2 separate regions of the Homo sapiens genome follow, and region 1 is linked to region 2. Evidence: read pairs that join two places in POLR2A ChIA-PET (ENCODE). Cell type or tissue: PC-9. All regions are shown on one strand. Each heading gives the region's core, and the rest is flanking DNA. Links, peaks and the distances in the headings are about the cores only.

The links. Peaks named below come from ENCODE experiments on the same cell type or tissue, not always from the same donor. Only the 100,000 strongest peaks of a DNase experiment are listed, where the experiment ranks them.
Region 1: POLR2A ChIA-PET joins it to region 2 with 55 read pairs; 16 of 35 experiments call an interaction of 5 or more read pairs at or near these places.

The regions. Positions count from the first base shown.
Region 1 is chr16:11,593,196-11,596,110 of GRCh38, forward strand. It overlaps a transcript of LITAF not described here. Among named protein-coding and RNA genes, the nearest start is that of LITAF, 7.7 kb to the left of the region's middle. RefSeq lists enhancers at 1,718-2,591, 2,592-2,915. In PC-9, for the core only: no CTCF peak of the experiment used is centred there; a DNase peak (open chromatin) is centred at 1,336; H3K27ac peaks cover 771 bases.
Region 2 is chr16:11,534,158-11,537,072 of GRCh38, forward strand. No RefSeq gene overlaps it. Among named protein-coding and RNA genes, the nearest start is that of LITAF, 51 kb to the right of the region's middle. In PC-9, for the core only: no CTCF peak of the experiment used is centred there; DNase peaks (open chromatin) are centred at 234 and 1,464; H3K27ac peaks cover 1,212 bases.

The DNA of each region.
Region 1 (2,915 bases), core at 114-2,613, 59 kb after region 2:
AAATACAAAAATTAGCCGGGCATGGTGGCAGATGCCTGTAAACCCAACTACTCGGGAGGCTGAGGCAAGAGAATCGCTTGAACCCAGGAGGCAGATGTTGCAGTGAGCCGAGATTGCGCCAGTGCTCTCCAGCATGGGAGACAAGCGAAACTCTGTCTCAAAAAAAAAAAAAAAAAAAAAAAAAGTTAATGGAAAATAAATATTGGTAAGGATGTGAAGAAATTGAAACCCTCAAACATTGCTGGTGAGAACATAAAATGCTATAGCTACTGTTCCACTCCAAGGTATATACACAAAAAAACTGAAAACAAGTACTCAAGTGAAAACTTGTACGAGAATGTTCATAGCAGCACTATTCCCAATAGTTAAAAGGTAGGGATAACTCAAATGTCCATCAGTGAATGAATGGACAGACAAAAATGTACTATATCTCTACCAGGAGTATTGACCATAAAAGAATTGAATGATTTGGCCATAAAAAGGAACAATGCATTGATGCTTTCCACAATACACAGGGACCTCAAACACATTTTGTAAAATGAAACCAGACACCAAAAACCACATATCTATTATTCCATTTACATGAAATGTCCAGAATAGGCAAATCCATAGACAGAGAAAGTGGATCCGTGCTGAAAGGATTGGGGGGTGACTGCCCAAGAGTATGAGGTTTCTTTTTAGGGTGATAACAATGTTCTGGGCTGGGTGCAGTGGCTCATGCCTGTAATTCCAGTACTTTGGGAGGCCAAGGCAGGCGAGTTGCTTGAGGTCGGGAGTTTGAGACCAGCCTGGGTACCATGGTGAAACTCTGTCTCTACATTAAAAAAAATATATACAAAAATTATCCAGGCATGGTGGCGCACAGCTATAGTCCCAGCTACTTGGGAGGCTGAGGTGGAAGGATCACTTGAACCTGGGAGGCAGAGGTTGCAGTGAGCCGAGATGGCGCCACTGCACTTCAGCCTGGGTGACAAAGTGAGACCCTGTCTCGAAAAAAAAAAAAAATTCTAGAACTAGATACTGGTGGTGACTGCAAAACACTACATGCCAATGAATTGTACAGTTTAAACTAGTTAAAATGTTAAACTTCATTACAACAACTGTATCCCAATTTTTTTTTTAACATAAACCAGGCATCTATGTGGGCATAGCAAGAGGAGGCCAGGCAGGCTATGGTTTTATAGGACATCTGCCAATACCCCAGGAATCACACGGACCAGAAAGGAAGATGCTTTTCCTCTGGGTGTACTCTGAAACTTCAGACATGAAGTGGCCACAGGAGGAAAAACTGGTTCCCTAAAAGAATGCAGACTATGATCCCACTTATTTTGTTAAAAAGAAAAAGAAATACACACACACCTGGAGGAAAAGGTTTCCAAGGAAAAAGAATGCTATAGAGGCTGGGCGTGGTGGCTCACACCTGCAACCCCAACACTTTAGGAGGCTGAGGCAGGTGGATCGCTTGAGGCTAAGAGTTTGAGACCAGCGTGGTCAGCATAGTGAAACCCTGTCTCTACTAAAAATACAAAAATTAGCCGGGCATGGTGGCTCGTGCCTGTAATCCCAGCTTCTTGGGAGGCTGATGCAAGAGAATCATTTGAACCCAGGAGGTGGAGGCTGCAGTGAGCCAAGATCATGCCACTGCCCTCCAGCCTGGTCAACAGAGCAAGACTCCATCTCAAAAAAATAAAAAAAAATAAAATAAAGTAAAATAAAAATAAAAATAAAAATAAAATAAAGGCTATAAATAGTTGTCTCTGAGTGATGTAATTAGGGAATTTTTCGTCCTTTTGCTACTGTCCATTTTCTAATGTTTCAAGAACAAATGCAAGTTGCTTATTGAAAAAAACTAATCTCCAAAACAGGAACCCAGTTGCCAGTAAACAGCCCCCACTGACTGGTCTGTGTTACCCATTAACGACCAATTCCGGTCACTCATGTTTCCATAACACCTTTCCATTTCTAAAACATGTTTCCCACATACATCACACGCTTTATCCTCAAAAAAGGTCCATGCAGCTGGGATTCTTCCAGCTGAGTTATGCAGATGGGGAGCCTGAGGCCAGGAGGACAGGAGGCTTGCCTGAGGTTACACCCCCAACCCCAATTCTGGCTCAGTGGCCTGGCCCTGACCCTGGCCAAACGCTTTGTTTCTGCTGCTGCCAAGATGGAGCTGAAACGGGGTGAGCTCATGGGCAGAGGGAGGCTTTAGGGAGTGTTACTGGATCTAGCACATAACTATGAAGGATGCCGGCTGGACACGGTGGCTCAAGCCTGTAATCCCAGCACTTTGGGAGGCCGAGGCGGGTGGATCATGAGATCAGGAGATCGAGACCATCCTGGCTAACACAGTGAAACCCTGTCTTTACTAAAAATACAAAAAATTAGCCGGGCATGGTCGGGGACTCCTGTAGTCCCAGCTACTTGGGAGGCTGAGGCAGGAGAATGGCATGAACCTGGGAGGCGGAGCTTGCAGTGAGCTGAGATCGTGCCACTGCACTCCAGCCTGGGCGACAGAGTGAGACTCCGTCTCAAAAAACAAAACAAAACAAAACAAAAAAACAGGTAAAACTATGCAGAATGCCCAGTTAATCTGAATTGCAGAGAAGTAGCAAATGCCTGTTGGTCATTTGTATAAGTATGTCCCAAATGCTGTGGATTTGTAATATGTCCCTATACTGTGTAAGACATACTTATACTAAACAATCATTTGCTATTTCTTTGGAATTCAAATGTAACTAGGCATCCTGGGTTCCATCTAGTAGTGCTCCCCGTGAGATCTGCCTCTGGCCAGGACAGGATATCCCAGTGAGCAGGCGGCCTGGCTCCAAGTCCATGGACAGTCCCTGGTCACCGTCTGGGGGTGATGGCACCTGCAGCCAGTGGCACAGGTAGAGGCCCAGGTGAGCTTCCCA
Region 2 (2,915 bases), core at 141-2,640:
GAACCTGGGAGGCAGAGGTTGCAAAGAACCGAGATTGCACCACTGTACTCTAGCCCAGGCAACAGAGGGAGACTCCGTCTCAAAAAAAAAAAAAAAGTTAACCTTGTCCTGCTCCTGGAAGGAAACTCCAGGCCCTTGGAATGTGCTGCCTGATGGTAATGTCAGTGTCTTTGTTTACCTGGGGGCCTGGAACCACGCCAGCCAGTCTCTGCTAATGACATGATTTAGGGTGGGGGGTTTGGGCCAGGTGATACCAGCATGACCTCTGGAGGGGCTGGAGACTGAGGTCAACTATGGGCCATTGGCCATGACTGGTTGCCAATAAAAACATTGCACACAAGGCTCTGGTGAGCTTCCTTGGTTGGCAATGCTCTGTGCACATTGCCACACATTATGGCTGGGAGAAATAAGTACTGTCCACGAGTCCACAGGGAGAGGACATCTGGGAGCTTGTGCCTGGCCTCCCTGCCTTATGCACCTTTTCCCTTTACTGATTTTACTCTCTTTCCCTGTAATCAACAGCAGCCATGAGTGCAATGTCTTTTCTGAGCTCTGTGATTCCTTCTAGAAAACCATAGAGGCCGAGAGTGATCTCGGGCCCCTCCTGAAATGCAAACATCTACTGTGTGCCAGTCACTGTTTACTGGGGATACAGCATCAGACAGATGAAAGCCCCTGCCTTCAAGGAGCTGACTTTCTAGTGCAGGAAGACAGATCAGAAGCAAGACAAATAGGCTGAGTGTGGTAGCTCAGCAATTTGAGAGGCCGAGGTGAGAGGATGAAGAGTTTGAGACCAGCCTGGCCAACGCAGTGAGACCCCATCTCTATGAATAAGAAACAAGAAAAGATGACAAAGAAGCTTGTCTTTCAGGAGCAGACGTATAGGGGGCCAGGAAACGCCTCGAGACACAGGCTTGGCACCTATGAGCCAGTCTCCATTAGGACCAGGTCATATTCAGCTTTGATAAGCAGGAGTGGAACAAGCCAAGCAAGTGACACTCAATTTTGCAAGCAGCAGCCACCTGTGTCCCCTTCTCATCGTGGACTCCCGGGTGTGGGTCAGCATCAGCACACCTGGCTTGGGTGAGGATGAGCTGGTGGCCACCTCTGTGTCATTTGAAAACACCCATGTTTCTTTCACAGGCGGACCATAGGTGCTGCCTATCGCCCGGGAAATAAAACATGTAGTTTATGAGTGCAAACAAGGAAAAAGTTCAAGCACAAAAACACAAATGCCTCTGGGAGGATTGACATGTTAGCTGAGGAATCCCAGCTTGGAACCTGGGACCGGTAACTTCACCTGTCAGAATTTCAGTTTGTCTGTAAAATGGAGAGGGGATGTTCATCTTACAGAATCGTTGTGAAATTCAATAACAGAATGTGCCCCGCCCATGGCAGGCACTCAACAGATACTCACTGCTGCTCTGTGCTGGGGTGATCTACAGTCATTGGTCATTATCTTCCTGGCATCCAGAAGCTTACTCACTAATTTACCTTTACTGTTTACAGGTTGACATCATTTCACAATCAAAGATCGAGTGCCAATTCCTATAGCTGTCAGGAGCTCAGCTGAGCTGCAAGAGGGCGGGCTGAGCTGTCAGGTGGCAAAGCAATAAGCCAAAAATGACAGCGTTACGCCCGTGATCACTCACCGTGATGGTACAAGCAGGAGGTTAAAACCGGAGAAAGCACCAACTGCCCTTCTCCCGTTTCCCCACGGAACAGGGCATCAGTTGAGGATCTGGTGTATCATCCAGATGTGGGGGAACCAGGCAAAAGGCTCCTGACAGTATTATGGACCTGGGTAGGGGGCAAGAGAGGGGGCTAGGACTGGAAAAGTACTGAGTAACAAGCCAGGGTGGGGAAAAGGGTCTTCTTTTCCCTCCTTCTGGTCATAAGAGAACCCTGAAGAAGATCCCTGCCCAAGGCCTCAGATCAGGAGACCTAGGAAGGCAGGCAGCAGGGCTAAAAATGTAGACATGCATCAGAGCAGAGCCGTGGGGACTGAGACCACGATGCAACCCCCTCTGGAGATCACAGGGTACTGGCTGTACCCCAAGTCTGGTGTGGGGAGGGCAGCTTCCCCTAAGGCCTGCCAGGTAAACGCTTTCGGAATTGCCTATGGTCAGGCCTTAAAAAAAAAAATCACATGTGGGTTTTTTGGTTTTTTGAGACGGAGTCTCACTCTGTCACTCAGGCTAGAGTGCAGTGGCTCGATCTCGGCTCACCGCAACCTCCGCCTCTCAGGTTGCAGCGATTCTGCCTCAACCTCCCAAGTAGCTGGGACTACAGGTGCGTGACACCACACCCAGCTAATTTTTGTACTTTTTAGTGGAGATGGGGGTTTCACCATATTGGCCAGGCTGGTCTCCAACTCCTGACCTTGTGATTCACCCGCCTCAGCCTCCCAAAGTGCTGGAATTACAGGTGTCAGCCACCACACCTGGCCACATGTGGGTTTTTAACCAGGGGCCACGCTCCTCTGCTGTGTTATCCAAGGCCTGAAGCATTGAGACAGTGCATTGCTGTTACCTGGCCCAGGAGTGGGGTGTCCACACATTGGGCGTGCCCAGGACAGCCTCAATTCTGCTGCCCGGCCTACTCATTAACAGCTGCCCTTTTGTCTTTGACATGTCCTATTTAGGCTTACCCTTATAATTTTTAATATAGAAGAAGATTGTCTAAATCATTTTACTGAAAAATGGCACAGTGGTTTTTCTTTTTTTTTTAATAGCTGGTACAATGAGTAGCAAGGATAGAGCCACAGACTTTTTAAAGATATAAAGATAACCTTCAACAGATAAACAAAATGTCATCTATGCACACAATGGACTACAATCTGGCTATAAAAAGCAATGGAGCAATGACACCTGCCACAGCGTGGGTGGCCCTTGAAAACATTATGCCATGTAAAA